Regions from separate parts of the Homo sapiens genome. Here regions 1 and 3 are each linked to region 2. A link is a contact called in ENCODE Hi-C data. All regions are on one chromosome and are shown on one strand. Each heading gives the region's core, a stretch centred on a gene start or an enhancer-like site at or near the end of the contact. The rest is flanking DNA. Distances are from core to core; before and after follow the strand shown. Region 1 overlaps LINC00899 (long intergenic non-protein coding RNA 899). Region 2 has its middle 180 kb from the start of MIR3201. Region 3 overlaps ATXN10 (ataxin 10).

The links. Hi-C counts contacts between places; a loop is a spot of excess contacts on that map. Pooled maps may share reads with other maps.
Region 1: a loop to region 2 is called in a map with no recorded cell type, with 11 times the contacts of the local background. The contact joins two enhancer-like sites. A Hi-C loop is called at or near these places in 1 of 37 single-sample maps with no recorded cell type and 1 of 50 pooled maps.
Region 3: a loop to region 2 is called in a map of OCI-LY7, with 10 times the contacts of the local background. The contact joins two enhancer-like sites. A Hi-C loop is called at or near these places in 1 of 168 maps with a recorded cell type or tissue (OCI-LY7), 3 of 37 single-sample maps with no recorded cell type and 5 of 50 pooled maps.

Annotation. Positions count from the first base shown.
Region 1 is chr22:46,039,446-46,042,554 of GRCh38, forward strand. LINC00899 (long intergenic non-protein coding RNA 899) reads right to left here. Exons shown (of 4, transcript NR_027036.1): 4 at 462-1,607. It overlaps LOC124905136 (a long non-coding RNA gene), which reads left to right. Exons shown (of 2, transcript XR_007068137.1): 2 at 1-992. Among named protein-coding and RNA genes, the nearest start is that of LINC00899, 3.9 kb to the right of the region's middle. Within about 2 kb of position 1,411, at least 6 of the 41 ENCODE cell types and tissues checked have a DNase peak (open chromatin) inside an H3K27ac peak, as active enhancers do.
Region 2 is chr22:48,088,426-48,091,650 of GRCh38, forward strand. No RefSeq gene overlaps it. Among named protein-coding and RNA genes, the nearest start is that of MIR3201, 180 kb to the right of the region's middle. RefSeq lists enhancers at 1,829-1,908, 1,939-2,188. Within about 2 kb of position 1,834, at least 6 of the 41 ENCODE cell types and tissues checked have a DNase peak (open chromatin) inside an H3K27ac peak, as active enhancers do; they include OCI-LY7, where a contact is called at or near this core.
Region 3 is chr22:45,776,118-45,779,590 of GRCh38, forward strand. All of the region lies in intron 9 of ATXN10 (ataxin 10), which reads left to right. Among named protein-coding and RNA genes, the nearest start is that of MIR4762, 17 kb to the left of the region's middle. RefSeq lists a silencer at 1,519-1,578. Within about 2 kb of position 1,339, at least 4 of the 41 ENCODE cell types and tissues checked have a DNase peak (open chromatin) inside an H3K27ac peak, as active enhancers do; they include OCI-LY7, where a contact is called at or near this core.

The sequences.
Region 1 (3,109 bases), core at 161-2,660, 2.0 Mb before region 2:
TTGCACCACTGCACTCCAGCCTGGGTGACAGTGAGACCCTGTCTCAAAAAACAAACAAACAGACAACACAAACAATTCAATTGTCCATCAGTATGTGAGTGGGTAAACAAATGTCAATAGGCATATGATAAAATATCACGTAGCAGTAAAAAGGAATGGGCTATTGATAAACTCAACAACATAGATAGCAGGATCCCGAGCAAGAGTTCATACTCCATGAGTTAAAATTTTTTTTTAATAAATTGAAACTGATCTACGGTGGTTGGATTCAGATTGCTGGCTGCCAGGAAGTCAGAGACTGCCTGCAAGGGGCTCTAGGGAACATTTTGTGGTGATGTTTTCTTTCTTGATCGTGGTGATACATGTCACGGTTGCATACATTGTCAAAACTCATCGAACAGTAGAGGTGAAAGGGATTTTGCTGCATGGAACTTATTCCTTAATAAGGTTGATTTCAAAAATTAACTGGTATTTATACTTTATTTTTCAAATCTTGTAGAAAATAATGACATAAAATGCTCACAACGTATTCAACAAAAAGACTGTAAAATAACCTATAGTATGATCTAATGATTATATATACATGAATATATGTATGCATTTATAACTTACGATATGGTCCATTCATATAGATATGTGTACACACACACAAACACATATATGCATGCGCACATATATACACATACAGTTTGGAAAATATAGCAGAAGGACTTTCAACCAAATGCATTCAGTAATTACCTCATGGGTAATTGTTTTCTTTTTATTTTTTAATTCTAAATACCCTCTTAGTTTTTTCTTAATTCTAAATATCCTCTTAGTTTTTTTTTTTTTTTTTTGTACTTTTCTGTAATGAACACTATTTTTGTGGAAGAGAGTCTTTTTTGCTTGCTGTATTTTTCTTTATTGTTAATTGACAAATAATTGTATGTATTCATGAGGTATAATATGTTATATATATAACACTTTTCTTTTTATAAACAAATAAAAACAAACATCTCTCTTTTTTTTTTCCAGCTGTAGCAGGCCAGGGACATGGGGCTGGGCCCTGGACAGGGTGGTGAGGACATCCCGGTTCCCACGAAAAGCAACCGCCTGGCAAGTCTGGAGCAGGCGAAGAGGGAGTGAGGGGGTGTGGCTCGCTCCCCAAGTTCTTTGGCTCAGCTTCAGTGCTGGGTCATTCTTGGGGACTGCTATGCCCACTGGGCACTGCAGAACTTCTGGTGCGTGTGGCTAAGGGGAGTCGGGAAGAGCCCTGTCCCTGGACCAGACCTTCCTGTTGGGAGTACTGGGACCCAGTGACCTTGTGCACCTTTCCTGAAGCTTCTGGGCCCCAAGTGGTCGAATGCAGAGTGGGCTGGGGAGTCACAGACTGTGCTTCCTGCTTTCAACCTCCGTTCCAGGTTCCTGTGCGTTCCGTGGGCCCATCCACCTGGCTGGGCTTGGCTAGGCTGTGACCTTCTCTGAGGACAGGGCTCTGCCTGCATTTGGAGCTGCTGGGACCTCAGTGTCACCCCCCACTCTCGCCAGCTGGCCTCACAAAGGTGCCCAGGAGGAGACCTGATTGCCGACTCCTTTCCCCTCCCTGGCTGAGCAGATTCTACAACAGCCTGTGGAAATTAAAATAAGAGCTTAAAACTGTCAAAAAAATTTTTTTTAACCAAGTCACAAATGGGAAAGCTGAGGCGGCAGCAGGTTAAGGACACTTTGTGATGTAGCGTTCTCTCCCAGTGCTTTCGTACTGTAAACATCACAGTCCACGGTCCCTGTGAACAGGCAGCCACAGAGACTGGGTTTAGACTTGCCGGGGAAGGCTGCATCCAAAGTGGGGCCAGCTCAGAACTATTCCACCACATGGGGGGCCATTAGTTCTGCTCAGTTCTGTGGGGCCTCACTAGTGTTTCTATTTAAAAATAAGTCAAGGTAAAAGAAAAAGTTTCAAAATGTAACAGTCACGTATCTATTTCTGTAATTGTAAAGAAATACACTGTCATGTGACGGCTGGAGGCTCTGGAGCAGAGGGCCTAGGAGGAATTTTTTTTCTTTTTCTTTTTCTTTCCTGAATTCTCCAAACCGTCTATCACAGTGTGTATTGCTTTTATAACGGGAAGAGATAAAATAGACTTACATTAAAAATAATCAAACTGCACCTGTGCCTACATGTCAAATGATAAACGTGACAATCAAAGGCACTTTTTATTTATCGAATACCTGGTTCATGCCACATCTCCTGCTAGGCCCTCCCAGCGTGCTGGCTCCTCAGAACACCCTGCAGGTGGGAGCTGGGCACCAGGGTCCCTGAGGCAGCATTCAGCACCCACGTGGCAGAGCCAAGGCTGGACAGGGATGATTCCAACATCCAGGATTGTATTATGCTTATAACGACTTCCTGCCTGTTTGTATTTAAGACAAGGTCTCTCACTGCAGCTTTGACCTCCCGGGCTTGAGCAGTCTTCCCACCTCAGCCTCTGGAGTAGCTGGGAGTTACAGGTGCACACCCCCATGCTTGGCTAATTTTTGTATATTTTGCATAGACAGGGTTTCGCCGTGTTGCCCAGGCTGGTCTGGAATTCCTGGGCTCGTGCGATCCACCAGCCTCGGCCTCCCAAAGTGCTGGGATTACAGGCGTGAGCCACAACGCCCAGCCCCTGTCTCTTAAAGGTGAACATTTTCCCTAAATACAATGATCTTCAGTTAAAATATTTGTATCTTACATAGAATCTGGAATTATTTCTGTAAACAGAATTTAGTAAAAGAAATATAAAAATCAGCTGGGCACGTTGGCTCACGCCTGTAATCCCAGCACTTTGGGAGGCCGAGGTGGGCGGATCACAAGTTCAGGAGATCGAGACCACCACCCTGGCCAACATGGTGAAATCCCGTCTCTACTAAAAATACAAAAATTAGCTGGGCATGATGGTGCGCACCTGTAGTCCCAGCTACTCAGGAGGCTGAGGCAGGAGAATCGCTTGAACTCGGGAGGCGGAGGTTGCAGTGAGCCAAGATCGCACCACTGCGCCACTGCACTCCACCCTGGTGACAGAGCAAGACTGTGTCTCAAAAAAAAAAAAAAAAAAAAAAAGGAAAAAGAAAGAAAGAAAAAAAGAAATAT
Region 2 (3,225 bases), core at 584-3,083:
ATGAGAACCCATCTGTCTTCTGTTAAACCAGGCACTAGGGAGATTTGCAGAAATATAAAACAATGTCACTCTTCTCCTTAACTTTGGCTTCGTCTTGGAAAACACTTAATTTTAATTAAAAACAGGTTATGTTTACACATCATGAGCTGACTGCAATTTTTATATTAAAAAATATGCAAACACTTAAAACATGTTTCAGTGTTCATTTCTCACATGGTAAATATCGATAGTTATAACTCATGTGAACCCAAGGTTTTTGGGCCTTCAGTGATTTTCAAGAGTGGAAAGGGTTCCTAAGACTAAATCATTTGAGAACCACTGACTCTGGTCAGGAGCGCCCTGGCCACTCCCTTGTTTGCCTTGCAGTGCCTGCGGGATGGCTCTGGGGGGGTTTTGTCCCATTTTTATCCCTTGTGTCAAATTTTTATTGACAAATAAAAATTATGTATATTCAAGGAGTCGAAGTAAGTATTTCAAGGAGTGATTGGCACACTGAACAGGCTCACTGTAGCACTGCTCACAAGGGCCAAGATCCAGAAACAATCTCCATGTGTGTCTATGGAAGACTGCGTACTGTAATGTGATGTATACCCAATGGAACATTATTCAGCCATAAAGAAGGAAGTCCTGCTATTTACAACAACATGGACGGACCTGGAGGCCGTTATGCCAAGTGAAATGAGCCAGGCCCAGAGAGACAAGTCTGGCATGGTCTCCTTCCAGGCCTCATCTCCTTCCAGGCCTTGTCTCCTCAAGGGCGGCATGGCTGGGGCCCAACTTGCCCTGCTCTGTCTCTTTCCTCCCTGCAGGAGCCACCCTGGGTCTCCGCCAGATGTCTGAGGAGCTGTCATCTGGCTGTGGGACTCCGGCTCTTACCACCAGACTGCTGTCCCCAGCATCTGGGCCTGGGAGACAATCCCTTTCCCTCCCACTCCTAGGATTGCTGGAAATTGCTTAACTCCCACCTGCAGGGGGAATGGGGGCCCAGAGACAGGCACAGCAGGCCTGGCAGAGGGCCTGGGGAAAGGCATCCTGGAGCAGCCAGGCTGACGTGGGTTTTGAGGGCTGCATGGAGCCAGCAACTAAGGATGAGGGGCTGGTGCCGCAGTCAGAGAGAAGAGTGTGCATGGATGGGGGAACCGGGTGCAGAGGCAGGGAGGAGGGATGGGAGGGCAGCAGGGGTGGGAGGCAGGCGGGGTGGGGAGAGTGTGCACACCTAGAGGCTCACTGAGCAGGTGGTGCCCCCCGCATATCCTGAGAGCATCTGAGCCCCACAAATTCTGCCCTCCCAGCGTCTCCGTCCCAGGGAGTGGAATCTCTTGCCAAGAGGCCAGCTTTCTGGGCCTGGACTCCTCGTTAGACACCCAGCAGGTCTCCCACCCTCCTTCCTGTCCCAGGAACTGTCCTCTGTTACTAATCTGTCCCATCACAAGCCTCCAAGATGGCCAGCAAGGCTGAGGTCACCTGACTGCAAGGCTGACTCTCGTGGCCTCTTGCCCTAAGCTCACCGTGGCTGCTACATGGCTGTGTCCAGGAATGCCAAGGCCACTACACAGCTGTGTCCGGGACCCTTTCAGGGTCAGAGTTGGAACCTGCTTTCTGCAGGGTCCTGAGCACGGTCCCCTCTTGAAGGGAAGCTGAGCATGCTGGGCTTGCGGCTCTCAGCGGGAGGACGGGGCCAGGCTGAGGACAGCCAGGAGAGCCTGGGCTGCCGCCTCCTTCCTAAGCCCCTAAATCATCTCCGAAGACACATAATTAAACCACAAATCAGATAATCTAAGGGCTCGGGTTTGTTTTGTTTTGTTTTATCACATGTCAGAAGCTGGAACAGCAAGCCGTTCGTCCTCCCACTCCCACAGGGCCAGGATGACTCAGTCCTTCCCCGGCCGGTGGTGCCAGCAGCAGGACGCCAGCCAGAGCCCGTTCCGGGTCACACCCCAGGCCCAGGGCAAGGCACGGCACCTCTCCTGCCTCAGTTTCCTCTTTTGTAAAAGAAGAATGAGAATGGCCTCCCCCTTGGGGCTGCTAAGCACAGACACGGTAAATGCTCAGTGCCTGTGAGCACTGGGATTTTTCTCTGCACCCACGCAGCAGCAGGCTTCTGTTTGTCCACTTGTATGCTTATGGAGACCTAGAATGGGGCTGCAGCTTCACTGCTAAGACCCAGGCCTAGTCTTTTTATCTCTCTGGGCTCAGTCCTTTCACTGGTAGACTGTGGACCCGATCTTCCCCAGGGTCTCTGTTCCATGCCTCCTTGGGCAGGCTATAAGAAAGCGAAAGTCAGCTAAGCCAGGAGACTCGCACAGGACGCAGGGAGAAGGGGCTGGGGTGTGCCTCCCACTGCTCCCAAAGGGCAGAAAGAGGCAGCATAAAGTGGACAAGGGCCTTTGGGTTGTATGGAATACATGGACTTGATCCCAGCTGGTGGGGATGAGAGAGAAAGCAGGTTTGCCCTCTAGGAAAGGAAAATAAATCTTGGCCCCTCCCCGCCCCACCAAAATCACTAAGCTAAAGGGAAAAGTCAAGCTGGGAACTGCTCAGGGCAAACCTGCCTCCCACTCTATTTAAAGCCCCCCACCCTGCTCACTGAGATGAATGCACATCTTATTGCCTCATTTGCAGAGGCTGATCAGAAACTCAAAAGAATGCAACCATTCGTCTCTTGTCTACCTGTGACCTGGAAGCCCCCTCCCCACTTCCATTTGTCCCGCTTTCGCCTCGAGTTGTCCTGCCTTTCCAAGCTGAACTAATGTTCATCTTGCATATGCTGATCAATGTCTCATTTCTCCCTGAAATGTATAAAACCAAACTGTGCCCTGGCCACCTTGGGCACATGTCATCAGGGCCTCCTGAGGCTGTGTCATGGGCGCGTCCTCAACCTTGGCAAAATAAACTTTCTAAATTAACTGAGACCTGTCTCAGATATTCGGGATTCACAGGTCCCTGATCACAGCAGTGAAGTTACATTGCCACCTTCTCAAGTGTGACACAGCACATCCTGCAAAACCAAAAGGCCCCCCTCCCTCCCCATGCACCTGCCTGCACCCTCCTGGTTTTCTGCCTCAGTCCCAGCCCCGTCCTGAGATCTCACGAGGCCTGTTTCTCCAGCTGCTCCCACTGTTCTGCGTTGGAGGTTTCCTTCCTGGGGGATTGACTGGGCCTGCCTGGGTAAGATCGGTTTTCCTACCCCTCTTCTATTTTGGGGAGCCTGTTTTTCTTATATTG
Region 3 (3,473 bases), core at 89-2,588, 2.3 Mb before region 2:
CTGTAAGCCTACGGTTAACCAGAGGTAGTAGTTTGCAGAATAAAAAAACACCCGTTGTGTAAAGGCTTCAGTGATTGTTTCCATTTCTTTCTGTCTAAAACTTAATGTGGACCATGGTTTACCTTAATCATAAACCACCCACTTGTTGCTTTGTTAATAACAACCAATCTTTTGATAGCACTTTCCATTCTATAAAGCACTTTCATAAGCATGTCACTGAAGAAGGTGTTTAAAACGAAGATGATCATGTCTGCAGGTGTGATGCGTGACATGGATATTTTGTCTGACCACCTTTCATTTTTTACCCCTTAAAATTTTCCCCTCTCAGGAAAGTTCACACACCCACAGCCATATGAAGTTTTTCATATAATTTGCACTCCCTGATACCTTTTTTTTTTTTTAATGTCAAAGTTGGAACCCTGCTTTAAGGCAATTAAACTGATATGGAAGAGAAGTTTCTACTTGAAGGCCAAGCAGCCTGGTTTGGAAGCCTGCATGGCTCAGCTGCCCACTAGTTGTGTGATCTGGGGCAAGAGTAATTGAGCCCTAGCTTTCTCAATAGAGAAAATGAAAATCATGCATTATGTCTTGCTGCATTGCTATAAACACAAACGATAATATATGTAAAGTATATCACGTGATGCTTGGTATATGAATATCACCCAAAATACTAACTGCTGCTGCCAGTTTTTTTAAGCATTGGTATTCTAATTAAATTATGTTTTTGCCAGTGATTCTGAGACAAGAGTTTTTAAAAGTTTCTTCATGGAAGGATCTGTACCGTTTTCAGCTTTTTATTCCTATGCATCATTTTTGCACATAATTTCTCAATAAATGTATCAAGTTGAACTTTTTGAGGCAAATAATATTTATGTCATTTGAATAGTGGACAACGATGAACTTGAATGACTTTATGTATGCATGAGCATTAATTTTAAATAAACCAGAAAGCTACTTTTATATTTCGAAAAATAATTCATTTGGGTTTTCCTGTTCAAACTTTGCCATGTTACTCCTAAGTGATACCTTACTTACTGAGATGGATCAGCCTTAGGGAGAGGTTTGTCATACTTTGTTACACACTGAATAGCCTATAATTATCAAGATTATATCCAGTTAGCATAAAGTGCTGTTTAGTTTCTGTTATGTCGTTGTTACCATAGCTGGAGTCGGGTGGGTGTTTAAACCTTTGTGAACTCAAAATTCTTTAATGATGATGGAATATTTCATGTTTTAGTATTCTCTTGATCTAGAGTATATGTTCAAATGTTTTACCAGGTATGTGTTTTTTACAGGTTCATATAATATATAAAATGCATTTCTGTTCCAAGAAAAATACAAGTGGTAAACAGTTGGGAGAGAGCTTGCATATTTTCCTTTATTGTCCTGTCTGATGATTAATGCATTCAGCTATGTTCAGCCTCACGTTTAACCAGGTTAGTGTTTAGTTTGGTTAGGCTGTTTTCCTTATGAGAACAGAAATGGCCAATCCTGTGCCCTGCCTGTCTTCCAGATGGAGTCTTTGCATTGTTTCCAGATCACAGTGCTTAATGTAAGGTCAGATTTTCTTGTGAAAACAGATTTTGGATTAACTATGTCTGTGCACTTGCACGCACCCCTCCGCACCTGCCTGTTCACTTAAGCTCTAGCTGCCTGCTGGAGTCATGGTTCTGATTTCAAGATGCAAATGAGAATTGAGATTCTGCTTTATAGCCTAAAAATGCAAAAGCAAATTCCTACTGCATGAATGGTCTGCAAGTCTCCCTTTCATAGAGACCATGAGGTGTAGTGGAAAGAGCTTGATTCTTATGAGGATTTAATGTAGGGGTGAGCAGACTATGCTGTGGGCCTCTATTTGTAAATAAAGTTTTATTGGGACATAGTTGTGTTCATTTCTTTAATATTGCCTATGGCCATTCTCACACTACAACAACACAGTTGAGTAGTTGCAGTGGAGACCGTATGGTTTGCAGAGTCTTAACTATTTATTTTCTAGCCCTTTACAGAAAAAGTTTGCTGGCCCCTGACTTAATGCAATAAAAAACTCAGTAGTTTGAATCCCAGCTGTGTTATGCAATAGCTGTATGACATTGATCATGTTCTGTAACCTCTTTGTACCTTAATTTTTCCCCTATTAATGTCATTTATCCATTTACTCAGTGAGTATATATTATGAACTTACTATGTGCCAGGCCCTGCTCCAAGCTCAGGAAATACAGCAGTGAACGAATACTGGCCTTTATGGAGCTTGCGTCTCAGTGAAACTTATCTTCATGAGGATAATTGTACATGCCTCCTAGGGAGGATGAGATGAATTAATATATGATACCTGTAAAGCATAAGTAGAGTACATGCTCAGTGTGTTCGTTATTATGCTAACTATAGGGTTGTTAATGTGTAAAACAAAGTAGAACCTCTGTTCAGAGTTGGAACCCTTATAAGTCCGCGTTTACTATTCTTGAGGTTTTTACTGAAATAACGAATGATTAGAAGTAATTGGGCATATATCTGGTACAATTAGCCTAAAAAAGAGAGAGAGGAGCTTGTATGAAATTAGGATTCTCCATTAAGTGAATAAAATCGTGTCACTGAGTTCCCAGCTAAGAGCAGTCTGAGATTGACAAGATTGTTCTTGGTACACAGGATGGCTCACATGGAAAAGATGAGAATGGGAAAAGTAAACATTTGATTAATATATGAAATTAATACTAGTTTCTTTGTATACATTCAATTTTGATAATTAATTAATTTGATATTTGTACAAAAAGGTCCTAGGATGTGAGCACTCTCCATCTTGGCACTCAGGCATGTCTGGTGAGTGGAATGGATACAGAGTATCAGAGGATCTAGAAGCTCCTGATTATATGAGTTGGGGAAAATAATTTTGCTGTGTTCCTCGTTTGTAAAGTAAGGAGACTGGACTGAGTTTTTCCAGGCTCTTTTCAGCTCTTGAGTATGAGATTTATGAATTTTCTCTGTGACCAGATTCCCCAAAATAAAGCTTTGCATCGTTCTTCTCTCCTGCAAGAAGCCACCACTTCTTCCCTTTCATAATGAAGCAACACCTCTATTTCTTCATGTTTCTAAGTACAGAATGCATAATATTGGAGTAACAGGACCCTACTCATCTCGAGAAATTATCAATTTCTTCAACTTCTTAATGAGGATAATTTTCTTTCTTGGGCCTCGTATGTAAGTGGAAGTATGATTTTTGTTGGACCACATAGTCACTGAAGGCACTTTCCAGTTCTGGCATTCTGAGACTCCAGAATATAATTCAGAAGACTATAATTCAGAAGACTAAAGACGGACTGGAAGGAAGAGGGTTATGTTGGGCTTTTGTTGTTGTTGTTGTTCTTTTAAGGAGAGAAACTTCACAGCTGGGAGCGAGACTAGACTTGCTGTTGGGGTGAGTGGCCGTCTTGCAGTACGCAACCACTGGTAGTGATTTCAGGCCTCAGTAGGCATCTTTG